Regions from separate parts of the Homo sapiens genome. Here regions 2, 3, 4, 5, 6 and 7 are each linked to region 1. Evidence: chromatin loops called from intact Hi-C (ENCODE). Cell type or tissue: ascending aorta. All regions are shown on one strand. Region 1 has its middle 39 kb from the start of LINC01765. Region 2 overlaps LOC112268235 (a long non-coding RNA gene). Region 3 has its middle 96 kb from the start of VANGL1. Region 4 overlaps CASQ2 (calsequestrin 2). Region 5 holds the start of NGF-AS1 (NGF antisense RNA 1). Region 6 holds the start of NGF (nerve growth factor). Region 7 has its middle 130 kb from the start of NGF.

Evidence for each region. Hi-C counts contacts between places; a loop is a spot of excess contacts. Peaks named below come from ENCODE experiments on the same cell type or tissue, not always from the same donor. Only the 100,000 strongest peaks of a DNase experiment are listed, where the experiment ranks them.
Region 2: it touches region 1 in a loop (4-fold over the local background); 3 of 110 quality-filtered maps call a loop at or near these places.
Region 3: it touches region 1 in a loop (11-fold over the local background); 7 of 110 quality-filtered maps call a loop at or near these places.
Region 4: it touches region 1 in a loop (4-fold over the local background); 23 of 110 quality-filtered maps call a loop at or near these places.
Region 5: it touches region 1 in a loop (2.2-fold over the local background); 19 of 110 quality-filtered maps call a loop at or near these places.
Region 6: it touches region 1 in a loop (5-fold over the local background); 25 of 110 quality-filtered maps call a loop at or near these places.
Region 7: it touches region 1 in a loop (7-fold over the local background); 96 of 110 quality-filtered maps call a loop at or near these places.

Annotation. Positions count from the first base shown.
Region 1 is chr1:115,136,998-115,140,997 of GRCh38, forward strand. No RefSeq gene overlaps it. Among named protein-coding and RNA genes, the nearest start is that of LINC01765, 39 kb to the left of the region's middle. In ascending aorta, a CTCF peak has its summit at 2,078 (motif pointing right); a DNase peak (open chromatin) is centred at 2,114; H3K27ac peaks cover 2,730 bases.
Region 2 is chr1:116,497,021-116,501,020 of GRCh38, forward strand. The region is part of intron 1 of LOC112268235 (a long non-coding RNA gene); the gene reads left to right. Among named protein-coding and RNA genes, the nearest start is that of LINC01762, 20 kb to the left of the region's middle. RefSeq lists an enhancer at 2,015-2,114. In ascending aorta, a CTCF peak has its summit at 2,218; a DNase peak (open chromatin) is centred at 2,171.
Region 3 is chr1:115,543,928-115,547,927 of GRCh38, forward strand. No RefSeq gene overlaps it. Among named protein-coding and RNA genes, the nearest start is that of VANGL1, 96 kb to the right of the region's middle. RefSeq lists an enhancer at 1,879-2,766. In ascending aorta, a CTCF peak has its summit at 2,407 (motif pointing right); a DNase peak (open chromatin) is centred at 2,364; H3K27ac peaks cover 946 bases.
Region 4 is chr1:115,763,120-115,767,119 of GRCh38, forward strand. The region is part of intron 1 of CASQ2 (calsequestrin 2); the gene reads right to left. Among named protein-coding and RNA genes, the nearest start is that of CASQ2, 3.6 kb to the right of the region's middle. In ascending aorta, a CTCF peak has its summit at 1,647 (motif pointing left); no DNase peak of the experiment used is centred here.
Region 5 is chr1:115,281,063-115,285,062 of GRCh38, forward strand. It overlaps NGF-AS1 (NGF antisense RNA 1), which reads left to right and starts at 1,972. Exons shown (of 2, transcript NR_157569.1): 1 at 1,972-2,178. In ascending aorta, no CTCF peak of the experiment used is centred here; DNase peaks (open chromatin) are centred at 1,979, 2,361, 2,909 and 3,369; H3K4me3 peaks cover 1,761 bases; H3K27ac peaks cover 3,064 bases.
Region 6 is chr1:115,336,646-115,340,645 of GRCh38, forward strand. It overlaps NGF (nerve growth factor), which reads right to left and starts at 1,604. Exons shown (of 3, transcript NM_002506.3): 1 at 1,559-1,604. The region is part of intron 1 of NGF-AS1 (NGF antisense RNA 1); the gene reads left to right. In ascending aorta, no CTCF peak of the experiment used is centred here; DNase peaks (open chromatin) are centred at 1,142 and 1,616; H3K4me3 peaks cover 2,078 bases; H3K27ac peaks cover 3,820 bases.
Region 7 is chr1:115,467,986-115,471,985 of GRCh38, forward strand. No RefSeq gene overlaps it. Among named protein-coding and RNA genes, the nearest start is that of NGF, 130 kb to the left of the region's middle. In ascending aorta, a CTCF peak has its summit at 1,875 (motif pointing left); DNase peaks (open chromatin) are centred at 1,864 and 2,409.

The DNA.
Region 1 (4,000 bases):
TTCCAAATAGAGAAACTGAGGCACTGAGCAATGAGAGAAGCTTAGTAAGGATGAGATAATGAGCTAGCTGCAGGGCTGAGAACAAACTGGGCTTTGGCTCAGAGTGGCTACCATTCAGTACAATGTGTGTGTGTGTGTGTGTGTGTGTGTGTGTCTGTGTGTGTGCCTGCGAGCACACCTGTACATTCCCTCTCATCCTAAATCTTCCAAAGGGACATCCTGAAGATGACACAGTTTAAAAAGGGACCCCATTTTGCAAGACAGAATGTGTGACAATGAGCTAGTTATAGAACCTCTGTAAGTCCAGTGTCCTCACCTGTAAATAGGGAATAATGGTATCCATCTTTACAGTATTGTTGTAATGAGTCATTAAGGTTAGTAAGGAATCTAAATATCAGGATCCAATTTCTGATCCCCAGCAAACATATGAGCCACCGGATCACAGTGCCCACTTGGTGGAGTTTATGTACTGACCTGACACCATTCTTGGTTACCTGGTTCAGTGGTGGAAGCCATGACCTGGTCAGCCTAGAGACCAGCTAATCTAATGTGCATCTGTATTCTATTAAATTTACTTTCCTAAGTATGTTATTTCAGTGGGGGAGGAAGCTTTGAGTGCCTACTATGTGCTGGGCAATTTTCTAGGTGCTCTATGTAAATGATCCTATTGAATCCTTCTCATAGTCTTGTGACAGGTATTACCAAAGCAAGGATTTGCATCCCCTAAGAAATAGTTACCTGAGTGTCCTGAACACAGAGCGGTAGAGTGAAACAAAACTGACATTTTAAGAATCCAAATTGAAGAGATCACAAAGCTGAATGCCGGCAAGACCAAACTCCCTCTCTCATGCCCACTGACTCTTCAACTCATTACAAGACATTGTCTTGGTAGCCATTTCATGAAGTTGGTCACACCCTTCTTCTTGCAGCTCCCTCTTTTCTGGCTTCAGCTCTTTTCTTGTTCTCTTTCCACCTCAATCTCCGTAGTCTCCACGGGGCTGCTGTTTCTCTGACTGCCTCTTAAGCATTAGCTTTCCCTTAGGGTTTGTCCTCAGCTCTTTTCTCTCTTCATGTTGAGTGCTTACCTTGAGAGAGCTTTTCCCTTCCAATGCCATAGGTCACTGCCAACTCCCAGATCAGTTCCCAGTGCTTCAGACTAAACAGTCAATTACCAGTTACCTCCCAGAATTTCCTCTTGGTGTCCCTGGCAGGCACATCCAATTCTGCATGTTCAGAATTGAACTCACCATCTCTCTTCTTAACCTGCTCCTTCTCCTTTACTCCTGGCTTGACGAATGACATCACCATCAAGCTAGCCTCCCAAGCTGGAGCTGAGAGTTAGTCGAGTCCCCTCTCCACTAACAGTGGAGACCCCTCTATTTCCTTTATCCTCCACACCCAATCTGCACCAAGTCCTGCTGACCTTCTTTCCTTCGCATCTGTTCCCCTTTGCGGTTCCCTCATCTTGATCCTAATTTTGGCCCTCGTTTTTAAACTTGGCATCTGTTTTGCTTCCCTGCAGTTCAGCTGCTGCTCCCTTTACCAGAGTGATCCTTTTATAAATCTGCAAAATTGATTGATGCCTCTGTGGCTTCCTGTCATCTTTATAATGAAGGCCAAGCTCTCCATGATCTCCCCCTATCCGCCCCTCTCCAGCTTCCTTTCTGGCCATGACCCCCACCTTCTCTTTCTCCAGGTGGGGACAGAACATCTCCAATTTGTGCTAATGCCCATCCCCCACTTGTCTGTCCAGCAAACATCTCCTCAGCATGAGGGTCTGCTCTCTTGGGAAGACCTTCCTGGCCCATCCACCCCTTCTGCCTTTGCAAGCCTGCATCCTTGGCACCCACGCCTCCCCGACTCGTCCTACCCCCTCAGTCTGGCCATAAACTTCTTGGGAGTGGTGATCATGCCTACTCACATGTTCCCCTGGTGTTTATCATAGTGTTAGCACATAGTGGGAATTCAACCAATGCTTGTTGACCAAATGACTGAAGCAGGGTAACGGAAAATTCAAGTCCATGCTGATCTATTAATACCTGGACCTGAGGGGTGGTGAGCGCTCGTTCCCCCCGCTAGAGGGCACTCTGGTCGTGTGCTTCACTGGAGGCCGCGAGCAGTGTGGCTCCACTTGGGAGCCTTGTGAAACCAGTTACGCTCCCGTTGCTGGCAGCTTGAGCCAAGCAGCACAGACGCACTTACGGCTCAGGCCAGTCTCCTTACCAGGCGCCATCATTCTCTTCACATGGACCCTTTGTTTCTCTCATTGCCTTCCCCTCACCTCACCTCACCTCATGCTCCCCCTGGAGGTACACAACCTTCACCTATGGCACATTCAGAACTTTCCCTACTTCCTTTAGCGGTAGCCAATAATATCTGAAATAACTTCAGCTAAGACCCTAATTAATGCCCATTCCTGAGGGTGTCTTCCTCCTGTTGGGTTAGTTGCGACTTACCAATTGCTTTTAATGCCTTTGAGTGACATGGGACAGTGATGTGTCCTGGTGGTGGGGATATTTTTGATGGGAAGGATGGGGTTTCCCTAGAGCCCCTCAAGCCACCCCACACAGTGGCCTTCCTAGGAGTGCTCGGCCCCGCCTGTCGTGCCAAGGGCCCGCGTCCATCGGCGTTCCACTCACAACATGCCTACCTATGGGAGTGTGGTGGGCCCTCGGGAAGTTAGTGTCCAGTTTTGAACAGAGTTGTACTTTTTATTTTTATTTTTTAAGAAAATGTGGTAAAAGTAATGCATTATTCAGCTTCATTCATAAAGCTTCTTTTTCATGGAGTTCCACAGTCTTATGTGTTGTGAAACCACACTTGAATTATTGTGGATAATTACTATTATCCACAATAATTGTGCATCTCTTTTTAAATACTGTGGGAATTACTCAAGGGTGATATCAAAAGGAATGGCACATCGGAGTGCTGGGGCTCTGGGAGCTGTGCCATTGGAGGGTCAGTTGAAGAAATGGGGATGGTGTAGACTGGAGAAGAAAAGACGTTAGAGAAGTATGACAGCTTCCTGACATGCAGATGCTTCTATTTCCATCAACATGTTATAAAGAATTAAAAAAATAAGTGTTGTCAATATTCAAGAAGCTCCTGGGATCCCTTTTGTAGAGCAGAATCTGGGGAGTGGGGTAAGACAGGAAACAACAGAAAATTAAAAAGCAAGAGAGGCTGAGAGTATCCACCATCATTAGTTGTGCAGGATGGGGGTGGGGGCCTCGTGGAGAAAGGCTGCAGCCTGCTTGCGGGCTTGGTTGGGAATAGTCAGAAGAGGGAGAGTTTTGGGAGCCTCTACACCGAGTAGGAGATCCAAAGAGAAATATGAGGAAAAAGGATTGTAAGAGGATGATTGTTTTTTAGTAATTTTTGAGAACTCCCAGCATGTTTTGAATTGCATTTTCACCTACTCTAGGTTGTTAGACTCTTATTTGAATGAGATTTTATTGAGACAGGAATACATGGAATGCTGGGATTACCTCGGTTAAATGAGGAAGCATTTTTCTAATAACCAGTCAAGAGCAGGCCAGGCTTCCTCACCAGGATGAGTTGAGACCTACTGAGTTTGGATGAGCACCTGTAAGGAATGTAGGGGTGTTCTGCCCTGGGTGGAAGGCTGTGATGGCTTCTAGGATCCCTTTCAATTCTGAGGTTCTATGACTTCATGAAAACAAGACATTGCTGGACAAGTTTGAGTGGCCCACCTTCCTACCTGCCTATCCCACAGTCTGAAGTGGCATTTATGAAAAGCTGGGAACACAGAAGGAGACAATGGGTCTCCAGCCTACGGTGAACAGTTCTTTTCTGGCAGCTAATTTAGCTCTAGAAGTTTCCAGTTCCCACCAAAACATTGAGAGATCATCCTGTAGTTTGGGGCACACAATCAGAACAGTTAAATAAAAATGCAAGTGGTTAGTTTTACATCTGCTGGGGACATTCCATGGCCAGCTACATAGAAGTCTAGGCATTCTATGTCTCCAGCCCTAGGAGC
Region 2 (4,000 bases), 1.4 Mb after region 1:
ATATAGGCTCCACGAAGGGGAGGACTTTGTTTTTTTTTCACTGCTATGTCCCCAGCACCAAGAACAACAGTGGCTGGCACATAGTAGGTGCTCAATAAATAATGATTTCCTGATTTAATCAGATTGGTTTTGAGTCTAAAGTTATTTTGTACGTTTTCTTCTTTACACATTTCTCTATTTTTCAAATTTTCTGCAGTAAATATGCATGTTTTTACCATCAGAAAAAGCAGTAAATGACATAGTCTTTTCTCTAGGACCAATCTTTGGGAGACTCAGAGCTGCTAGAGAATAATTTAAGAAGATGAAGGGAGGCCCTGCCTTGAGCCCCTGGTTCTGAGCAGCACCAGGTCGGTCCTGGTAGACTATAACAATACCACTGATTCCTAATGGTGGATGGGGGAACTTAGTGGGGCTAAGCAGACCCCACTTACCTAACAGCATTTTGTCTTGGGGTCACTGGGGAAGGAGAGAGAAGGAGTGAAAACACGACCAGCAGCAACCCCCTCCCCACTGAAATGCACCAGGATCTCCCTAACCCGATACAACAGACATGAGGACATGGGCTCCCAAGCACCCTCCAGTAAGGCATTGTGGCCATAGGTCATTCTTTAACTGGCACAACTGGCTTTTCTCAGACAGACTTTCTCTTTATTTTCTTCAGGGACTATTACTCTGAGGCCTAGTACCTGCTGCCTCTGCTTATATGACTGAATCTAGAACAAAGAAGAAACATCTTAGCTGAGGGGTCAGGGCTCTGGCCTGACAGAAACCCTGTGGTCTTGTCTCCATGTCAGAGCCCCATGACTCCAAGTGGGTGGGAGTCCTGGGCTCGCCCATGACTCATTGTTCGAGTTCGTAGAGAACTCAGAAGTTCCATATGGAAGCACAGCCTCACAGGCTAGAGACAATTCAGGAAACGAAAGCCCCATTCACTTGATTATTGGTTCATTTTCTGATGGAAGCTTTGCTGATCCTCTTTCATAAGGACCATCTGAAATAGACAACTGAAAAGAGAACTAGGGGGCCATTTCCCTTCCCTCCTCTAGCCCCTGAGCTCGGTCATCAGAGTCATGTGGACCCTAGCCCCTGGAGCTGGATAGGGCCCAGGGGTCATCTGGCCACTGTCTGTTTCATTGTGACTTACCAGGCAGGCCCCCTGATACTCAGGGACACAGCTGCCTGCCTCCTGGGCTGACTTTCCTGCAATGCTCTAGAGCGGAGCCAGCCAGCTTCTCCAAGAAGCCGGTGGTAAATACTCGCTCTGGGCACTGTCACCTTTTCTTTGTTTTTTCCTTACAACCCTTTAGAAACATAAAACCATCCTGAGCTCACGGGCTTCACAGAAACAGGCTGTGAGGATAGGCAAAGTACAGCCCATGAGCAAGACCCAGCCCACTGCCTGTTTTTGTAAAATAAAGTTTTAGTGGACACAGCCCTGCTGATCTCTTGATGAATTGCCTATGGCTGCTTCCACGCTACTACAATCGTGGAATTCTGTAGTTGAGACAGAGCCTGTAAGGTCAATAAAGCCAAAAATAGTTTCTATCTGTCCCTTCATAGAAAACATCTGCCAAGCCCTTCTCTAAAGTTTCATATGCATTCGTTCCTATTTAACACTCAAAACAATTTTTGAGATTAGTATTAGAGATGAGTATTCCTAATCTTACAGATGAAGAAACCGAGAACGAGAAAGGATAAGGCTTGCTCAAGGTCACATGGCTAATGAGGGGCAGAACCAGAACCCAAACCCAGATCTCATCTCTAAACCAGGGCTTCTTCACCTGGTGAAGCCGCTCCCGAAAGGTGGCAATTGTGAAGCGTGGAATATATCTCCTGTTCAGCCCCATCAAGTAGGGTAGCAGCAGGTTCCTTGGTGCCACGGTCTGAGAGAGACAAACTGACCTTGAACAGAAACTCTTAAGATTCTCACCAAATCCCACTGTGCAGAGAATGTCTCCAAGCCCAGTGTGCTCTCTGTGCACAGGAAAGATTCCTTTGGCAAGCTGGCTGGCTGGCAGGAGAGCTGTCCCCTAAAAGCCAAGTTTGGCTTCTGTTAAACATTTAACAACAGGTCGTCACTTCACTGTGAAGAGCCACAGAGCTGCTGCCATCTTCCCATGGAGACGTGGACTGCCCTTGGATCCCCCCAGGTCCCAGGGCTGCCATTTCCTCTAACTGCTGGGAACAGCTATGCCATTATTTGTATGAGAGAGACCCCCAGTGGATATTGCTGGTATCACTGTCCCTAAAAGCAGCTCGGCAAACACCTTCCAGGCTCCCAGAAGCTGGGTGTGTTCAAGATTATTACATTTGAGTAATTGCCCCAGTACCTAAAACCCAATGAGCATTGTCCTCTTCAAAATCCTTCCCGAGGGAGGTTGGTGCCTGCATGTTCTAACAATGCTGCCATTTCACAGAATGTATTTGGAACGCTTCCTTCAAACCTGATTTTTTTTTCTTTTTCTTTTTCTTTTTCTTTTTTTTTTTTTTTTTTGTGAGACGGAGTTTTGCTCTTGTTGCCCAGGCTGGAGTGCAATGGTACGATCTCGGCTCACCACAACCTCTGCCTCCTGGGTTCAACCGATTCTCCTGCCTCAGCCTCCTGAGTAGCTGAGATTATAGGCATGTGCCACCGTGCCCAGCTAATTTTGTATTTTCACTAGAGACAGGGTTTCTCCATGTTGTTTAGGCTGGTCTCGAACTCCCAACCTCGGGTAATCTGCCCGCCTCGGCCTCCCAAAGTGCTGGGATTACAGGCATGAGCCACTGCGCTTGGCCTGCACCTGATTTTATTATGACCTTTCACATGCTTTTAGAGTCTTTTCTGTGAGGCAGATCTGACTTCCCAGAACAGCTTGGTCTTTGTAAAACTTTGTTTTAGCTGCTTTCAGCCTAGCTTTGCTCCAGAACCTGTTTTTTGTGTTCCATAGTGTTGCTAATTCTGGTGGTTGTTATTGTTTGCAGTTTTTTATTTGAATTGGATAACAAAATTATGCATTAGGATTTCCAGCATTTCTGGAAAAGTCAGAAAGCACTTGTTTTGAGTTCTTGCTCAGTAGCTAATAGCTGAAACTAAAGAGGAGCTGTTGCCCTCTTTGGACAGGTAAGGATTCTCCAGTTTGCCACAGTCCCCACCACTCCGTATTGCCCCTTATTGGCTGTGCTGGTGTTTGATTGCATTGCCTTGTTGGTCCCTAGAGAAGTTTTAAAGTTATGTCATACATACAGAATAATTGCCATGAAAATAGCTGCTGCCACAGATCCCAGACACTATGCTGAGCACAGTATGTACATGTTCTCATTTAACCCAGTGAGATAGGTATCATTATTCCCAATTTACAGACATAGAAAGTCAGGGTCAGTAAATGTCAGGATCAGAAAATGTCTTTATAAGGGTTGAATTGCATTTCAGTTTGGACATCTGCATTTTACCATGTCAGATAATGAACTCCTCTAACTGGTTTAGGAGATGTGACTGGCTCAGTAAAGGCCTCAAATAATCACTAGGTTTTCCTCTTTTTCCACCTGCAACATATTCAAGAATGGTTAACCCTGATCTCAAGTCATGAAGTAAGCAAAGCGTCTTTGATGTTAAAGACACTGGAATATCCTCCCCTTTCTTCCTCAGCATATCTGTCTTGAACCACACACCCATGCCAAGTGCGCAGTACTCAGATCTTCCCGCAGGGCCCAGGGACCCCACTGTGACACAGTGTCTGGGCCTCAACTCTAAGACAGCACCTCACCTTCCGGATTTTTCCCATCCCTTTTTTCTACCAAAACATCCTTTGCTGTGTCCCGTACATTCAAGCTCTTGATAAGTGACTAACTACTTAATTTGATAAGTGATTTGGGAGATAAGTGATTAACAGACTCATTTATTCTTCTAAAAATTACTTATTGAATGTCTATCCCCTCCTCTTAAAACCATATGAGGGCTACCAATTGCTCCTAAGAGACTAATGACCAAAATCCTTCATAAGGCCTAAAAGGCTTGTGA
Region 3 (4,000 bases), 410 kb after region 1:
TACCCTATGACCCAGCAATTTCACTCCTAGATATATACCCAAGACAGCTGAAAATATATGTTCACACAAAAATGTGTACACAAATATTCATAGCAGCATTATTCAAAATAGACAAAAATGTAAACAGCCCAAATGTCCAGTAATGATGCATGGATAAACAAAATGTGGTCGGTCCATACAATGAAATATTCAGCAATAAAAAGGAATGAAGTACTGATACATGCTAAGACACAAATGGACCTTGAAAGCATTATGCTAAGTGAAAGAGGCCAGACATAATGGCCACATATTGTATGATTCCATTTACATGAAATGTCTAGAATAGGGAAATCCACAGAGACAGAAAGTAGAGTAGCGATTGCCAGGGAATGGTGGGAAGGAGGCACAAGGGTGAGGTTTCTGTTTGGAATGATAAAAACGTTGTAGAAGTAGATAGTAGTGTTGGTTGCACAACATAATGAGGACACTAGAAATCACTGAAGTGGATACTTTAAAATGGTGATTTTCAGCCAGGCATGGTGGCTTACGCCTGGAATCCCAACACTTTGGGAGGGTGAGGTGGGCGGATCACTTGAGGTCAGGAGTTTGAAACCAGCCTGGCCAACATGGTGAAACCCTGTCTCTACTAAAAATATATATATTAAAAAATTAGCCAGGCATGGTGGCGGGTGCCTGTAATCCCAGCTACTTGGGAGGCTGAGGCAGGAGAATTGCTTGAACACAGGAGGCAGAGGTTGCAGTGAGCCAAGATCGTGCCATTGCACTCCAGCCTGGGCAACAAGGGCAAAACTCTGTCTCAAAAATAAATTAATTAAAATAAAATAAAATGGTGATTTTCTGATATATGAATTGTATCTCAATTTTAACAAATTATCTTTGGTTCCATATGCAGCTCTTTAAAAAGGAAAAAAAAAAAAAAACCCCTGATAAACGTTATGTGTATGTGTGGTGGGAGGCAGGTATTTTATACACACAATGGTTTGGTTAATTCTGATGTTTGTAAACAACACAGATTAATTCCAACTTTCCCTTAATGTCCTCAGAATCATATTTTAGCTGTAGGAAGACAAACATTTAAATTTTTGCTTGTATTTCGAATTTTTCCTAAGGATGCCTGTTATGGTCTGAATGCTTGTGTCCCCCCAAATTCACATTTTGAAACCCTGCCCCTTAATGTGACGATAGCAGGAGGCAGGGTCTCTGGGAGGTGATTAGGATAAGATGAAGTCATGAGGGCACAGCCCGCTTGAGTGGAAGTAATATCTCCCCAAGAGAGCTTGTTTCCTCTCTCTGCCGTGTGAGGACACAGACCAACCCTGGGACAGTGTTGGAGGGGAATGCAAAGGCGGCAGGATCCCCGGGAGCCATTGAGGAGGCTGCTTGCCCCGTGGAGACAGCAGAAAGCAGGCTTGACAGACCCAGAAACCAGAAATTCAGAGTGATGGTTGCCAAAGTGCTGTCACTCAGCCAAACAGGGACCTGGCTCAAATGTTGCAAAGTGAAGCCTGTATCTGCTCCACAGGAGCCACAGGCCAGAGGTCCGGCTGTTGGTGCTACTCTGGGACTATCACTCAGGACAGCAGGCACAGGCGAAAGGCGTCAGACCTGGAATGAGACCGCTCTGAGTGCCCCGTGCCCCTCACTCCCTCCGTGAGCCTGGAGAAGTCTCGTTCCCTCTTCAGGCCCCCTTTTGTAAAAGAGACGAGGCAACTGTTTTTCCATCTGGGCTCTCTGGGCTCTCTGGGCCTCCTGGGATCCGAGGATATAGGACCAAGGTAAGCTCTAGTTTCATCAGGTCTCTTTGGAGTTCATTTAAGAAAAAAATAAATAAAAGTGTACTACTGATCATTGATAACAAAAAGACAGGGCAAGCTTGAAGGCCACAGCACTACGGGAGGGTGATGCACCCTCTGTCTTCGCTTTGAATGCTCTGATCTCAGAATCAGTAAAGCCGTGGCTGTGGGATCACTCTCAGTCATGGTGAAGGTATGCGAAGAATCTGCAGTTATGTTCCATCATGTGGTTTGCTAACCAGAGGGAAATTACCCCTGTATCAGATGCCACAATAATTGTCATTCAATCATTTTCTTGTTGCCCAGAAGGGGAGTAATCATAAAGGAAGGGTGGTGTCAGCGGTGTTGACATGGGGCCAACATATCTGGATGGAAAGTGAAATCTCAGTCAGTCATCCAGGCTCAAAGCCCAAGCAGAGAGGCCCCCGGGAAGGAGCACAGGGCTGGGAGTGAGTGTGGGGCTGAGAAAGGGCTGTGCCAGGAGGCCTCCCTGCTCCACATTCCTCACCTGCGATCCCTCACAAGATGACCAAAACAACCCAGTGAAACTGCCTTGCTTGGAATACATACGCAGGAGGAAGTGCCCTAGCCACAGGAGGCTGTAATACACTAGAGGGCAGTGGTGCCCAAGGCCATAGGGAGGGAAAGTCCCATGGAATGCGGGCAGCCTTTCCCTCAATCCCTCTGACCATTCCTGTGGGGGAATGCAGGCCCAGGGTTGCCAGATTTTCTCATTTTCCAGTAGAAGCCAGAAACATGGGTTTTTATGTGACATTTTCCCATTTTTAAAATACTTTGCAGATCAAACAAAACATGTTGCTAGGCCAGAACTGATCCATTAGCCATCAGTCTACAACCCCTGAATTCCAAATGAGTGACTTCATTTTAATGAAAACACCAAGAAAATTAGGTAAAAGTGTTCATTCTCCTGAAAATTTGGTCCCTGGGAGCACATTATTTATTCAATCATCAAGTGCCTACTGTGTGCCAGGTACAAATAGAATGCTAGAAGTTTTCTATTTTCTCATCTCTTCTCTGACCATAGGTCTTCTTTTCTCTGTTTCATTCATGAACTTTTCTGTATATGGGAAAGTGGGAAGAAAAATAGAAGGGAAGAAAAATATAGGCCTGGAAAAAAAGTTTGGCAAGGTGTCATTCCACAAGTGGAGGGTAAAATTGTGTCTCCAAGTCCACCGTCTTCATGCACTGAGCAACTAGCACAGAGCTGGTCACCTGGTTATTGAAAGACACAGCAACAATTGTAGCATATGTTGGTTGGTCACCCATTACCTGCCAGACCCAGTGGTGTTATTATGTTACTAGGCGGTGAATTTTAGTCCTCATTATACTTCTATGAGTCAGGGACTTCCTTTTATCACAGGAGGAAACTGAGGTCTAAACAGACTAAGTAACTTGCCCAAGTTCATAGAGCTCTCAAGCTGTAGGCCTTAGATCTTAATGAAGTTGTGCCTGACTCCAGAATACACACCTTCACATTGTACTGAATGAATGAATGAATGAATGAAGAGTGAGTGGATGAGTAAGCTGAGGCCCTGCTCCCTCTCCCCCTCATCTTTCACCCTCCATTCCCACCCTGCCCTCCCAACTCATGTGCTGGTTCTGAGACTGAAAGATCAGAATTACATTTTTGCAGATTTCCCAAAGGAACATTGGGGCCATCACTCCCCTTAGTGCCTCAGGACACTAAGCTGGCTGGGGCATTGCCATCTGCCTTGGCCCTTCAGGAGATGTCAATGTCTAGATACCCACTTAGCTTCCTTCCTGTCACATTGATACACTCAGCATCATTTGCCTCTGAAATATGTTGTGTGAAGGGGAAAGATTTGAGAAAGCAGCATGTTTTACAGATCAAGAAGATTTCTTATTTACCAGTGTGCTAGTTTCTGTTATTTTTTTCTGTACCCTAGTGTATAATCAGAGCTCATAAAAGTGCTACCGTGTGGGAGGTCTACATTTCCTCTCTATTAAGCATCCCCAGATGTTCATAGATCCTGACACTTCATGCCTCCCGCCTTCTTTGGTTCACCTTCCAGCCTCACGGCTCCTCTTTGCTTCAGTTGAGGAGCCAAGCATGTCCCACTCTGTGGTTCACTAATCAGTCATCATTCCCCAACGTCGCAACTCAACGTCTGCCTAAAAGTCTGTTTCCCCCTTTATGTGGTCAGGTGTCTGTTATCTGCTCATAT
Region 4 (4,000 bases), 630 kb after region 1:
TAATTCAGGTTGTTTTCATGAGGCTTCTAATCTAGAGGGAAAAATCCAACCCATGTCTCCATGGGGGGAAAGAGTAAGGTAGAAAGGATTAGAAGGAAACTGGAAGCACCTCTCAAAGTAGGTGAGACTGAACCATGACTGAAAATGGGGCAAGGCCTAATTTAATAAATGGCATGGATGAGGTGATTGGACATAGCCGACACAGGCTCAGCAAAGCCTTGAGAGCAGAGGGAATGCCAAACAGGAGTACATCGAGAGCGACCTGTGACCGCTGGCAACTCACTCCTCCTCTCTAGCCCCAGAGAGGAGGAGTGAATAAGCAATAAGAGGAGGAGCAAATCAAACTGGCTGTGAATAAGCAAGATGGCTGCATTTCCAGTACCCAGCTCCCAAGGCCTGATTTCCTCAGTTTATCAACTGATGGGGTTAGCTGTATTGTGTTTAGAATCCTGATGAAATAGTGAGTGTGGGCTAAAAGAAGCTAGCATTTGTTAAGTATCTTCTGTGTGCCAGAGCTATGCTCTTGCTGGGCAGCCTCATTCAATCCTCACAACAGCACTGTCATCTCCATCTTGCAAACAAGGAAACCAGGTCTATCTGATCTGGAAGCCCGTGTTAGAGCATGCCATCTCTCAAGCACTTCAACCTGAGGGAAATGGTGACATTTCTCAACTCAGGTTGAGAAATGAAGGACTTTCTCTGGCAATATTTATAGGACATGATAGGAGCAGTGGCTTGCACAGCAGTTTCAAGGAAAAAGAGGAAGCAGGAAACAAAGCAGCAAGGAGAAACTGAATTACCTGCCCATGTCCTCTGTCTCTGAGTCCTGTAATGCTAATGGAAGTTGGCCACTGTGGTGTGACTAAATTTACTATCTTGGTGGAAGCTGTAAGAGACAGCATGCAAAATTGCAACTCCCTTTATAATTTGTGTTGACACCCCAATAGAAAAATGAGAAAAGGCATAGAAAAATAATTTATGAAAGAAAAAATACATAAATGGCAAAAGAATTTTATAGAAAACTTTAGCCAGAAATCAAAGAAATGTTCATTAAAACAACAATGAAAAGCGAAGATTTTTAAAACTCTAAAAATTGTGTCAAGATCCAAATATAGGGTAATTATTTTAAAAATATGTATGATGATACAGTGGAATACTATGCTGGTATTAACATTACTGTTTAATAATATAGAAATACAATATATGGATGTGAAAAAAAGCTGGAAACAAAACTGTATAAATGGTATAATTCCCAATTGAAAAATGTATATTTATGTATAGAAAAAAATACTGGAAAGAAATCTACCAGAACATTATCCATGTTTATTTTGGTGTGATTACTTTTATTGCCTTTTAGTTCTTTTCCACATACTCTGAAATTTCTAAATCATATATGCTGCTTTGTTGATGAAGAATACCCAAGGAATCAGAACTGCCAGCTGTTTAAGTCAGGGTTACAGCTATGAAATGAGGGGTTCAGAGCAACCTAGATGACTCCCACAGTTCTTTTGAGCTCTAACATTTCATTCATTCATTCAACAATCATGTGTAGAACATCTGCATAGAACTATGGATTATACAATGACCCTTGGGCCCTCCAGAGCTGGACTCTGGCCAGATTGGAAAGCAAAGTTTGAGTTTGCTGCCTCCTGGTGTCATATTACTTGCCTTTTTCTTGCTAAGCTGTATAGACCTTATCTTCTCCACCTTCTCCTCTTCCCCTTGTCAAGCCCTGTTCTCACGACAGAATTCAGACTCAGGGGATGTAAGTAATTGGCAACATCTCAAAGATCTACCTCTCCCAGAGGACCTTGACTAAGTAGGGACAAAAATCTTACCCTAAAGAAATGAGGCCCTCTTGGCCAAATTTTAGGAAAAAGCTAGCAGGTGGAAAAATACTTGAGAGCCATCAGAATATTTGCTGTTTTGCCAGTAAATTCCTACTCATTTCACAAACCAACTCTGGCCCTTCCTCTTTCCTCTACTCTCCCTGATAAACTTCTAAGTTGCTGTGTTGTTACAGCAACCTCCCTGCACTGTAGCTCTTAGTTTGCATGTTTTCTTCCATGTTCAGCTGTGAGCCACTTGAGGGTCTCATTTTCCCCGTATCCACAGCATCTATCCCAGGGCCCCAACAAAAATTAGGTGGCAGATGCATGACTAATTGAATGGTATTTCAAGTGCCCCTCATCAGGCAGTGACCTCCTCACTCTGTGGATGGAGCTGTTTCTGGCTTTTTTCATTGACATCCCTTAGAGATGCAGACAAAATATACATGACTGGCCACAGTGCCCTTGGAGTTTCTTAGAATGAATGGGGTGGCCCTAGTGTGAGGAGCTATGAGTTTCTAATTCCTAGAAATTCCTCAGGTGTTTCAGCCTGGGGATGGCAACTCCTCACTGGAGAGGGAAATCAACTTAATAGGTTGAGATCAATTTTTAAAATGAAATAGAAGAGAACAGGATAAAAATAGAAAAAAAAATTTAATTCCCCAAGTAATAATAATAAGTATAGTTCATATGAAATTTTTGTTTCTGGTGTGTGTGTGTGTCTGTGTGTGTCTGTATATACTGGGTCATAGTCGGTTATGATAAAAAGTGTCAGAAGCCGCCTTAAGCTGCGAGGGGGAAGGGAGCTGCCTCCCCTCCAGCTATTTGTCCGTGGCTGAGACCACACTGCCTGTTGGATGGACACTGGGAACTGCCTCCTCTTTTCCCCCTACCCCCTAACAGCCACAGCCCTGGAAGCTGACAGACTATTTTTCTTAGTGCAAGTGTGGGGTCTAGAGGATTAAGAGGACAAAATAGATGTTTTGACCATGAAGAAAGTTTAAAGGCATGTTCGCTCTTTCCACTCATGGACTTCCCGGAGCCATTTTTTCCCTTGATGCTGCGCCTGACAAGTATCTCAACAAAGGCCCGCCCCTTCCTCAACCTTCACTAATGGAGCCCAGGCCTCCTCCTCAGTTTGCACTTTTGCATGAGCAGCGCCTCCAGGCCATGTACTTCTCGGCCATGCTGGTGTACAGCTGGCATCATCAGACCCGGGTCCAGAGGCTGAGCAACTCTGTTTAAGGAAGACTCTTGAAACCATCTTAAACAGGCTACCCAGAAGCCCCTTGGGCGTTTTCGCACTGATTTCAGGAGTAGTACCGTGTAGGTGTTACGTACAACTGCCTTCATCTGTAGTAGCTGTGTGACCTTGGACAACTTAGCCTCTCTGCTTCAGTTTCCACATCTATAAAATGGAATTGGTAACTGTACCTACTTAATAGAATTATTGTAAGGATTAAACAAGCTAACACATACCAAGTGCTTAGAACAGTCCCTGCACTTAGTAAGCATTTAATCAACATTATTATTATTTAATCATTTCTTAAGCTGCATGATAGTTACTATTTTTCCATATTTATAGATAAGAAAATGAAGCTCTGAGAAATTACGTAATTTGCCCTGTGTCCTGTGCCTAGTAGAGACAAAGCCAGAACTTAAATCCAGATATCCTGACTTCAAGGTCTGTGTTCTTTTTCTCCTAATGATGCCTCACTCCAGCTTTAGCAGCCTGAGGGGCATCAAATTAACTCCTGTGGTGAACTTTTCCTTATCGGTCTCTGCTGGGCCGGCACCCACTGTGAAAAGGGCACTCTTGGATCAAAGGTGTCTGGAGGGATGGTAAGCCCAGGGGAAGTTTCTGTTCATGATTTTGCATAGTCTTTGGGGACAGATATACTTGGGGGAGCTAGAGATGATAGATAGATAGATAGATAGATAGATAGATAGATAGATAGATAGATAGATAGAAGGATGATAGAAAGATATTTCTTTTTTAAAAAAAATTAGAATCAGAAATGAATGTCCTTGCCTGTACTGGCCACCCAAAGGCATTCTTTTGGAGTTCTAGGCTAACTGGACAGCGATGAGCATATAGGGGAGAATCCTTATGCCTTCAATTAAGTTTTCATAACAATGTCTCTTGATAACTGAGTATGGCAGTTTGAGAT
Region 5 (4,000 bases), 140 kb after region 1:
TGTTTGTATATTGTGTCTATTTCTGTGCATATATGTATATGTAGCTGTGTGTACTGTATATTTACATATGTTTCATATACAATGATTTATTATGTACCAAACATTGGACCAAATGCCTTACAATACAATGAAGTAGGTTCTCTTATTTTCACCTACATTTTACATGTAAGAAAACTGCAGTGCAGAGAGAGAAGTAATTTGTCCAGTGTCACTCAGCCAAGCTATGGGTGAGGCCAGGCTTTATCCCTGATGGTCTGATCTTGCTCTTGATACCAGCCTCTGAAAATTACCCAGATGTGTCACATGCCTCAGGGAGGACCCTGTTTTCAACTGAGACCATTAACGCATTTATGGCTAACACAAGGTAGGTGCGGGGATAGGAGGAGATAGGCTGTGGATGGTGGGGATGGAGAAAAAGATGGAAACTAAGTTCTGTCTTCCCTTCCTTAGGACATTGATTGCCTGCCACATGCAAGATTGGGTCCAGGTGCTGAAGAAACACAGATGTGCTGCATCCTTGACTTTAAGGAGCATCCCTGGGTTGGAGGGATTCTCTGCAGGCTGCTGTGGTGGAGGGAAGATTTGCCCAACTTACTCTTGGCGCTGGACCCCCTGAGCCATCTTCACACACCCAGGTGAACTTTGGGAAGGTAACAGCTTTTCAGTTGCAAACCCAAGTGAATTAGAGCAAAACAGATCCCACGTGCTTGACACATGGAAACTTTCAGAGCCAATGGTTTATAAACTTACCAAGAGCTGGGGGAGTAAACACATCCCAGGGAACTGTGGAGCACTTCTCTGGCATTGATACACATAAGCAGAAAGCACAGCCTTCCCCGACACTTGCCTTAAGATAGTCTTTTGTCTTAGAACCCAGAGGCTTACCTGAGCTAAACCACATAAAGTGCTTAGTGCGATGCCTTGAACATACCAAGCTCTTAATAAACGCTAAGGTCACTATTAGCATTGCTTGTCATGGAATAAACCTAGGATACATCTATAAAACTGTCCATAATCTTCCTTGCCTTGTGGAAAGTTGTTCCACTATTCCAACATCCTTTTAGGGGTTCTCAGCTAATCTACCTTTCAAAACGAAAATTTATTATACACTTCTTAAGTGCTAGGTAGTTTTGTATATTTATGTGTATTATCTCATTAAATGATCTCTCAGCCCTCTGAGAAAAGCACTATTATCATCCATATTTCACAGATGAAGAAATCGTCAGAGTTTCCATATATCATTGTCAGAGATGTTAAGCAACTTGCTTAAGGTTACACAGCCTTAGCAGAAGTACTTGTTTGACTCCAAAGCCTACCATTATGCTGGAATCACTAGAATCCAGGTGGCCTATCTGAACCCGGATTCAGGCATCTGAAGCTGAATAGCTGCCATTCTTGCTTTTAACCTCCTGGTAAAAGCAGGCTATGCCTGATCTATCTATCTATCTATCTATCTATCTATCTATCTATCTATCTATCTATCAATCATCTATCTATCTGTCTATCTATCTATCTATCATGGCCTGGCTATGCCACATCTATATTCCATGATGTCCACTGACCAGAGGGTTTCCCTTATCCAATCCATACATGTGCCAATAAACAAACATTTAGTGAGCACCAACATAGTTGCTTCTCTCCTATAATCAACACAGGAATGGTTAAGTTTGGAATAAATTACTTTTCCTAACACTTGCATAGGACTGGACTGTTTGCTTTCAAATACTTGGTTTTGCTTCATGCTCACAACTCTGGGATATAGGAATGATTATTTTCATTTCACAGCTGCAAGAACCAAGCTCAAAGAGGAACTGCTGCTTGCCAAAGTTTCACAGATAGAAATGGGGGAGCTGGGGCCAGAACCCAGCTCTGCTGACACCAAGCCCAGAGTTTGTACCATGACACTGGGCTGCTCCCTCGGAGCTGGGTTTGGCTGATGACCTCAACTCTGAGCACCCGTTGCCTCCCACTGTTCCGTTCAGGCCTGTGCGAGAAAGACTCCCAGGCCCCTGGGTTCTCCATAGCCCACACTTCCACTCGGCTCCGCTTCTCTTGCCCAGCTGTCTCTCCTCCAAGGAGCGGACAGGGCGGACACGAGACCCGGGTGCCCTTTTGTCCTCTATTCCAGCTCTGGGCGGATCCTCCTCCCATGATGTGGATGATGCTGAGGAGAAAGTGGTAAGGCTTTTAGGAGGAACACTCCTGATTCACGGAAATGAAAATAGCTGCTGGGTTGTTGCTGAAACTCTGTCCCCATGGTGGGCTTTCTATTAGCAGGGAAGGGGTCAGGCTGGCGCTCTGGTTGCTGGAGGGCGTCAGAGGGACAACTGAGTGTACCCCAGAGTCAGGCACCCTGCGGTCTCCCAGGCCGGGGCCTGAGCCTTGCTAGGAGGGCGGACAGCCAGGGCCGGCGCTAGTTTTCTTGGGCGTGGTGGAGGACGCCTTCCACCAAACGAAGTTGCCGAGAGGAGTCAGATCTGCTCTCACCTTTTGGGCTTTTGGGGAACCCAGGCAGAAAAATCTCAGTGAGGCACAGGAAGGAAAATTTTGCAAAATGTGCTGCTGCCGCTCCTCAGCAGAGTATAGTGGGCGGTTTGAAGCTGTTTTCTTGGTGTTCAAGTGGCTGGGGCCCTGGCGACCCCGGTCAGCCTTTCTGGGGCAGCCCGGGTGGGTCTGAAAGCCAGGGCTCCCCTCCGTGTGTGGGAGCAGAGCCCAAGCTGCGGAAACCACCGGGCGCGGGGTTGTTTTTGGAAGGCTCCGACGCCGATCAGCCAAACTGATATCCCTTATATTGTGTGAAAACATTGGCTCCCACGCTGGGACTCCAGTGTTTCCGCCTAGAGCAGATTTTGCCTTTGGGAAGGTGGTGGTGTTCCTGGGATGAGGGGCCCTCCTCTTACCGGACACGCAGGAGAGCAGCCCACATGGAAGTGAGGGCCTCAGCCTTCGTGCTCCCTCAGACGGTCCTCCCTCTCGGCTGCCCAGGGGAGCCAAAGACATTTTTTAGATGTCCCAGTGTCTTGCAGTGCCGCGGGCAGCACTCCAGGACCCTCTTTGTTGGTGTAGCTGCTCACAAGCCAACCTTCCTGATGGGGAGCTTCCTGAAGGCCTCCCTCTCCACTCCTCTCCCCACATCCCAGGCCCAAAGTCCAGTCCTAAGAGAAAAAAAGCCACCCAGAAACTTTGTAGGGGCACCTAGGACGGCTGAGACCACTGGCATTGGACCCCAGTAAAAGTCACAGACACAGATCACTGGGAGGGCTCCTCCCTGAGGCCTTTATCTCACTTAGAATCTCAGCACAGAATGTTCTAGCTGGTGTTTCTTGAGCATAAACCTTTATTCCAATTGCAGTGGCTCTGATAGAAAAAACAGGGCACATTTCATCATACTTCTACCCTAATCAAATGGCTCTCATGCCAAAGCTCCCTACGTTTCTAATTTGCCCTATTTGGATGGCGTTGGAGGTGGGGCCGGACAGCGAGAATTACAGAGGGAATGAATAAGACCATTTGCTCTTTTCTCGGATGGACAATTTGGGCCTGTTCTCTTGAAAACCAGTGTAGGCATTTCATCCTCGGGGGGAGACAGGATGGATAGGAGGGGAAATTTTCTGTCTTAATATAAGTGCTCTGTCTGGGGGAATATTGTGGCTTCAAGGAAAATACAAAATGAAAGTTGCAGGGGAAGGGGGTCGTGTGAGGCTGGGTGGAGCCCTGCTGCAGGCTGAACCCTGGAGTCCCTCTGTCACCTTCACTCCTAAGATGCTCTGGATGGAGTCAGTGTTTATTAGCACATCCAAAAAGCCCCACAAGAACCACCCAGGTTGCTAACTTTCCTGGAGGCTGGAGAGTGCTGGTAAAGATGAGAGATCACACCTCCCTCCTCCTCCTGCTCTGTCCTCCCCTCCCCTTCTTCACATCCACCTCTGGCCTTCTCTTTGTCATCCTTGTTTCATTTCCCCTGTTTGGGAGAAGCAGAAAGCCGTGGTTTCCTGCCGGC
Region 6 (4,000 bases), 200 kb after region 1:
AGGGAGAAAGTTTCAGACATTCAGGAGGAAACTGTAAACACAGGATAAGAAGGGCTGGCAGGGGCCAATGGCTGCTGCCCTTCTGCACTGCCTCGAGAAGGGGAAAGATTCCCTTCCAGCAGACTTAACTGACGGCTTCAAGAGTTTGAGGACCCTGGAGAGAAGTTACTGATGGGGTCTCCACTGTCATTTCTGCATTTGCAGAGTGCAGCTGGCTGTGCATGGATTGGGGAGGAGGGGACTGGCACTGGCAGTGGGTGTGCCCAGAGGATGGAGCCAGAACAATTAATCAAGTGACTTTTCTACAGGATTTCCATTGGCCTTGGATGACAGATGGGGCAGAGGCACCCAGGAGAGCACTATTTTGGTTTCCAGCTGGGAACGTGCACTAAGTTTTCCTTAATACCCACAGCACCCAAAAGGCTTTGCTGTAATACACTTTAATGCATGAAACACTCATAAATTATCCTTCGAACTGTTACAACTTCCAACCTGGAACAACTTGGAAAAACCAGCCTAGCAAGCAGGCTCTTTTTTAATCTCTCAAATCACAAGAGAAGAAAAAGTTCAAGCACGAAACACCTTCCTTAAGAATCTCGAAATTTTTTTTGTTTTGTTTTTGTTTTTTTTTTTTTTTTTTTTTTTTTTTTTTTTTTTTTTAGAAGGAGGTTTGTAATTAGAGGGAGCTAAGCTGCTTGTTTCTGCTGGCTCAAAGTTGCAGCTCCCTGACCCCTGAGTCCTCTCTCCCTCCCCTAGATCCTCCTCGCCTGAACTCAAGGCGCTCCCCGCCCTAACCTTCCACGCCCGCTTCTCCCACACCTGGCAGCAGACAGCTGGAGATGAAGCGTGTGACCCAAGTGGCAGGGCTGAACCTTGGCGACCTCTACCTGAGGTTGTCCAACGCGGCTCCGTGGAGGGCCCCGGTACGCCGGACGGACCCCGGCGTTGGCTCGCAGACTTCCTGCGTTAACCCCCGGGGCCCTCAGTCACGACTCCCAGCCCTTCCGAGACGCGCTGAGGGAACTGCCCCAGGTCTAGCGCGCCCCGTTCCGCTCCTCCCCCTACCTGGGGGCCGCGCAGCACTTTCCCTACTCGGCGCTCACCTCAGCCAGCGCGCTCTGCGCTCCCCCCGCGGTGCTGGCCGCCACTCCTCCCGCCCTGGCGCGCCAGCTGCCGGCGCATCCCTCTCCGCGCCCATTCGCTCTCCCTCACTTGCGCGTTATCCACTTCTAGCCCTCGAGCTAGACCCTGGCATGGCCGTGGGCTTCTGCAGGCGCCAGGGCTGCTCCCTGGACTGCAGGCCATCCTGGGACTAGGGACTCCACGACCAGAACTAACGCTGTTCCCTCGGTCCGACTCGTCCTCCCGCGAGGGTCCCGCGCCCCCACACCCACTCGGGACATTTCTCAGGGCTGCTCTTCGGCCTGCGGGAGCCTCGGGGGTAACCAGAGAGCTCGCCAGACCGGTATCCTTGCAAACTCTCCCGCGAAGCCCAGCCACCCCTGCCCGCGCCCGCGCTGCGCCCCTCTCGGGATCGGCTCGGGGCAGCCTGACTCACCGCTGCGCTCCCCTCCGGCTCCCAGCGCTCTCTGCTGTGCCGGAGCGCCGAGCTGCTCTCACACAGGCTTCTTGAATTCTTAGCCCCTCCTCCCGTACTCCTGAGTCACACGCTCCAAATCCTGGCCCCCATCCCTCCCCTCCCCACCACCAGCCCCGCACCTGCTGTGGCTGGGCTGTGGTGCCCGGCTGGAGGGGGTCCTGGGGACTACAGACGGATCGCTCCTGGAGGGCTGGCCAGACCCAGCCAGAGAAGGACTTTAAACCTTCAGAGGTCAAAGGGAAACCCACTGGGGTCTGAGGGGCCGCGCGCGCAAAGCCGGGAGGGGGAGTTTCTGGGGCACCGGCAGGGGTCGTTGGGCCGACTGGCTGGGGCTGGGCGGAGTTGCTCGCAGCTTCCCTCACCTCTCCGCCCTGCCCCCGCGCGTTGCCCTTCGCCAGTGCCTCCCTGGTCTGCCCGGCGTCGCCCTCGGTGCCCCAGGCATCGGCTGCTCCTTTTCTTCGGGGCGCCTTTCCTTATCCCAGGATAGGTGAGCACCCAGGGGGAGCTCCGCGAGGGGCAGGTGCCCAAGCTCCTCTGACAAGGGAAGGCGGCTGCAGAACCAGCTAGAAGGCCCCCAGGCCCGGCAAGTCCAGCATGGGGACAAGGGGCAGAGGACTTCAGGAGTCAGGAGCTAGAGCCGGGACCTTAACTTAAGGCCCTGGGTTCCAGGAACTTCCCGGAGTCCTTGGCCCCTCTGAAACTGTAGGCTGATTTGCGCGACTGTGTGCAATGCTAATATTCTTTTCTGAGCTGAAGGTCCGCAGCTTTCATCAGTTTTGCAAGGGGTCTGTGACCCCAGACTGATATAGCCAGCAAACCCTAGGCCCCCATGCCCCCCTCTCCACACTCCAGGCCCCACACAAATTCTTCCTGACCCTTCAAAATTTCTTGAGTTCCCTCGATTCAGCCTGACAGGAGAGCTTGCCTGACTTTCCCCTGCCCCTCTGCCAGGGCTGTTCCCACCCCAGCATAAAATGAGCAAGGGAGAAATACCCCTGAAGTCAAATTTGTCACCAAATGTGCATCATTAATTGTAGCATTCCAGGGGATTCGTAGCTCTTTGGAAATTTACAGCCCCACTCCCTCCCGTGTTGAGCTTGTCTGTGCCTTCGCTTCTTCCTATAGCAAAGGTGGGTTGGACCCCTACCCTGTATGGATGCCACAGAGGAGAAGTAGGTGTGAGGAGAGTAACAGGGAGGGAAGGTGGGGCACAGAATCTCCCTATTGCTGGTAACACCAGCCAGTGCAACTTAGCAGAAGGGCACCCTCCAGGGAACTGGGATTTAGTGAAGCAGATGATTCCTGTCCTAAGTCTGGGGGTGGTCATTTACCCTTAATGGATGGCACTTGAGCAAGATGAAGCCCTGACTAGGCATTTCCAACTCCCTTGATTCAGATTAGTCTTGAGGTCTTACTTCTTTCTATTTTCACGTTTGCTCCCATAAGAAAGTTCATTCCATTTACACATGCTCTGAGAAGGATGAAATAGGCAAAAAGCCCTGGAATTGGAAGTCAGCCTTAGCTTTGGTGTGACCTTGTTGTTTCCCAGCCTTAGGCTTGTCCACTTCTGACTTGTTCAGATACAGGCTGGTGTATGAACACACTTTGGAAGTGAGGGCAAGAGGCCAGGGAACACTGTGAATGGCCCTTTCTACAAAAGTAGTATCATAGTCGAGGTGATCCATTAGGAAATTTATCATCGTCAATTAAACAAAAGAATTTCCAGATAACAGGATGAATTCATCCATCAATCATGTCATGTATAAACTTGTTTGGAAAGCACTAGCCCCAAGCCTTACATAATAGCTGCCTGAGAATTTGGGTATGAAATTAAACTTTTAGAATAACAGAGAATTTGGTTGTTGAATGCAGAGCATTTGTATGTGTTCTTGTGGCATCATTCAGAAGGACAAAAGGATTTGGGACACTTGTGGTTCTTTTCCATGTGGTATGTAAGGGGGAAACTTTAAGTGATGTAAGCAGATTATAAGTTTGCTTATATGCTCCATCCTCACCCCCTAAATTGTTGGTCATATTCTTCTTGCACATGTTGATTTAATAAGAGCTCCTTTCTGCCCCTAACTACCTCTATTTCTGTCCCTGGACTTCAAGGATCTTGAGTAAATAAGAACATGTAAACAACAAACACAAAAATACTCCAAAGATTATTGATTGAGAGCCTACCATATGCCAGGCACTGTGTGCTGGCAGTGGTACCGGCTCTCAGAGAGCTTATGTTCTAGTGGGGGCTTGATTATTAGTCCCTGGCCATGTTTATCACAGTTTCCCTAGGTCCTAGCATAGGACCTGGCCTATAGTAGGTGCTCAGTTAATACTTGTTGAATCCAACAACGGTCAGAGTCATTTGTGACTGTCAGACAACCCACCAACACTGGATTG
Region 7 (4,000 bases), 330 kb after region 1:
CACCTCCCTGTAAAGGTATAGGGAGGTGGAAAATGTCCTTCCTTGTTCTCTTCCAAAAGAAAAGATTCAGAAGAAAATTGGGCCAGGGGTGGAAGGGGAGTCAGGCTTTTGAAACACAGTTATAGAAATCTCTCAGCTGTTACGTGCAGAGCATCAGGCAGGGCGCTTCTTGAGATCTGCTTCCATGAACCCATTCTCAGGGTGCACTCATTGCCTTATGCACACTCAATTTACATTGACTGAGCAGTGGGCAGCTCATTTAATCTGCACAGAGACCCTCTGAGGTAGGTGCAAATATTAAGCCCATTTTCATAGAGGTGCTTAGAAGAGGCCCAGACAGGTTAAGTTGGTCAGAATCCCACAGGTAGTAAGAGGAGGTACCTGGATTCACATGTGCCCCCTTGCCCACTACTATGCCCTCCACACCATATGGCACCACCTCCACAAGCCTCAAGCTGTGCAGTGACAGCTGTGGGGCCCCAGGAAAAAACTGTGCAGGGGCAAAGGGAAAGGGGAGGCCAGTGTGGACGGGAATCCTGGAAGTAAGCTTCCTAGATGAGGTACACATGCAGGGCTTTGAAGGGTTAAAGACCTGGGAGGAAAACAGGAATTGGAGAAGGAAGTGATTTTCTGAAAGGGGAATTGGCAAAAGTAAAGTTTCTGGGCAAAAGGCTGTTTGGAGTGAATAGTGGGAAATGCATCATCTTTGGGGTAAAGCCTTCTCTGACCTTCCATCTCCCCATCCATAAGAGGAGAATAATGAAATTACCTGCGTCATGGGGAGGGTGAGAATCAAATAAGATCTTAATTGTGAAAATACTTTCTGTTTTTGTTTTTTTCTTCTGAGACAGGGCCTCGCTCTGGCACCCAGACTAGAGTGCAGTGGCACAATAATGGCTCACTACAGCCTTGATCTCCTGGGCTCAAGTGATCCTCCTGCCTCAGCCTCCCAAGAAGCTGGGACTATAAGCACATGCCACCTCGCCCAGCTAATTTTTTTATTTTTTGTAGAGATAGAGTCTCACTTTGTTGCCCAGGCTGGTCTAGAACTCCTGCCCTCAAGCAATCCTCCCACCTCAGACTCCCAAAATGCTGGGATTACAGGCATGAGCCACCACACTCGGCTGAAAATACTTTCTGAATATTAAACTGCTGTATAATTATGACAAGTCATTTTGATTATAACCTTATGCTGACAGGCATGAAAGTTGTGTTCATGTTGTGGGGCACAATGGTGGGACAGTAAATAGAATGTGCAGGGTATGAAAAAGAAAAAGTAGTGGAACTGAAGGACGACCTGCAGCCGAGAAGTAAGGGAAAGTCCACATAGGCATGGGGAAAGGCTACTTTGCAAAGCTAAGTTTGCCTGGGACCCTGGGGCCTCTTGGACAACAGCTGAGGGCATCTTCCTCCAGGCTTGTTTAAACAATCTTCATGTCGGTGAAGCCCAGGAGGTCTTTATGGAAATATGTCAGGCCCTTCATCAATTCTGAGCCACCTTCATTCCATTGAGCCTCATTTTCCACATCTATAAAATGGGGATAACTCAGCTAGTTTGCGGAGTTGCTGTGGGCAGTGCACAGGGGGTGTGCAGTGTTTGACATGCACCGAGAACAGCTCAGTATGCTGGGAGTTTCCTAGGTCTCTTTTTAAACTCTGCTTCCCAAAGGTGAGAGGATGGTATCTGGACAAAAAGCTGAGGAACTGGGACTGGGCCTAACCTCATCTTTCTTAAGGACAAGGTGCACAGGTGCTCTGGCTATGCCGACTTCTCCTTGCCCAATCCAGTTTAATCTGACCACCTTACCCTCTATCCCCTGGCTGAGTACCTGCCCCCAGGTGTCCCAGAGCCCCAGCAGGCTGTGGTGGGCTTCTGCTGCCACCTATAGGCCCCATGTGGCACTGCCTCCCCCTGTCCAGCATTGAGGCCGGCATTCCCAGCTTTCACCTCCTCAAAGGGGATGCCATTGCATGTTTCCTCATCTGTCTCCCTGCCTGCTAGAGTGCCTTAAAGGCAGTGATTATCTGCTTTACCTATATCTCCACTATCCGGCCCAGTGCAAGCGCAGAGTAGTTGTTCAACACGTGCAGAAGGAATGAATGAGAAAATGGCCTTGCAGTGATGGAGATCACAGAAAAAACAAGAGGAACTTAGTCGGGGGTTATTTAATGCCAGCACAGGTGACTCACGGAGGCTTGTAAATTTCCCTTCAGAGGCTTTAGGAAACAAAGTAATTCTTAAGTGCCTGGGTTAAGGTTAGGGCAGTTGTGCTAGAAGCAGGGGGTGATTCAGGGAAAGTACGGGTCTCTTCTATTTTTGTTTCACTTCCCTGGGCCAGGACCTCCCCCTAAAAAATGTCCACAGTCCAGGAAAGCCTGAAGGAGGGAGTCATAAATGTGGCCTGGCTCAGTGCCAAGTGGAGACAGTTCAATGAGGCTCTCCTGTGGCCCTTACCAACGACCCGGATGTGAGTGCCTGGCTCGGCCCCTCCTTCCTCCCTATCTCTTTTCTTTCTTGGACCCGAGGCTTTCTTTGCCTGCAAGGCCCACTCTTTCTCCATTGCCTTTAAAAAAAAACAGATTTAGGGGGTACAAGTGCAGTTTTGTTACATGGATATATTGTGTAGTTGCAAAGTATGGGCTTTTAGCTTAGCTGTCACCTGAATAAATGGTGTAGATTGTACCCATTAAGCAATTTCTCATCCCTCACCCACCTCCCACCCTTCTAAGTCTCCAGTGTTGACTACTGCATTTTCTACATCCAGGCATACAAATTATTCAGCTCCCACTTACAAGTGAGAACACGTGGTATTTGACTTTCTGTTTCTGAGTTGTTCCAAAAAAAAAAAAAATGGCTTCCAGTACCATCCATGTTGCTGCGAAAGACATGATTTCTTTCTTTTTATGGCTGAGTAGTATTCTACGGTGTACACACACACACACACACACACACACACATATATCATGTTTTCTTTATCCAGGCATTCATTGATGGACATTTAGGTTGCTTCCATATCTTTGCTATTGTGAATAGTGCTGCGATTTTTTTTATGTTCTCCACTGTCTTTGACTGAGGAGCTGAGAAGCATATGAACACCCTAGAAAATTCCCTTTATACAGCTGGAAAGCCTGAGACACATAAGGCAAGAAGGAGCTCAGAAACCAGAGTCAGGATCAGGTTTATAATCAGGCATCCAGGATCTGGCCCTCAAGCCCAAGTGTCACTGATGGATGGGGAGGGGAATGAGACCTCAGGCAGGGTTTTCTGTGACTGGCTGAGCACAGCTTGGCCTCTTACACACCAGAGGCTACTTAAGGGTCTGGACACCTTTCAGTTTCGTTTTCAATGTCTTTATTTTGCCCCCTTGTCTCACTGAGGCTCCCACTTTCTAGGAAGTCATAAGACAAGGCTAAGTCTCCACCCCAGTCCCTGCTGGAAAATGGAAACCCAGAGCACCTATATGATCTGCTGAATCCCACCCTGAGAGCCAAGGGTGAAACCAGGGGAGACCCAAAAGCCCAAGGCTTCTGCACTCCCTTGAGCAGCCCCCTTCCTTTTACCCCGACAAACCCAGTCCTATGGCAGGAGAGGCACTGGCATCTGCTATGGTCTGAATGTTAGTGTCCCCCAAAATTCACGTGTTGGGACCTAGTAAACAGTGTGATGGCATTACAAAGTAGGGCCTTCGGGAAATGATTAGGTCATGAGAGCCCCACCATCAAGAATGGGATTAGTGCCCTTTTAAAATAGGCTCAGGCAAGCTCCCTGGCCTCTTCAGTCATGTGGGGACACAGCAGCAAGATGCCATCTATGAAATAGAGCACCCTCACCAGATACTGACTCTACCAGCACCTTGATCTTGGACTTCCCAGGCTTCAGAACTATGAGCAGTACGTTTCTGTTGTTTACCCAGTCTAATGCATTTTGTTACAGCAGCCCAAACAGACTAAGACAGCACCCCACTCCAGACCTTCAAAGTTGCCTTTGCCATGGGTTCAG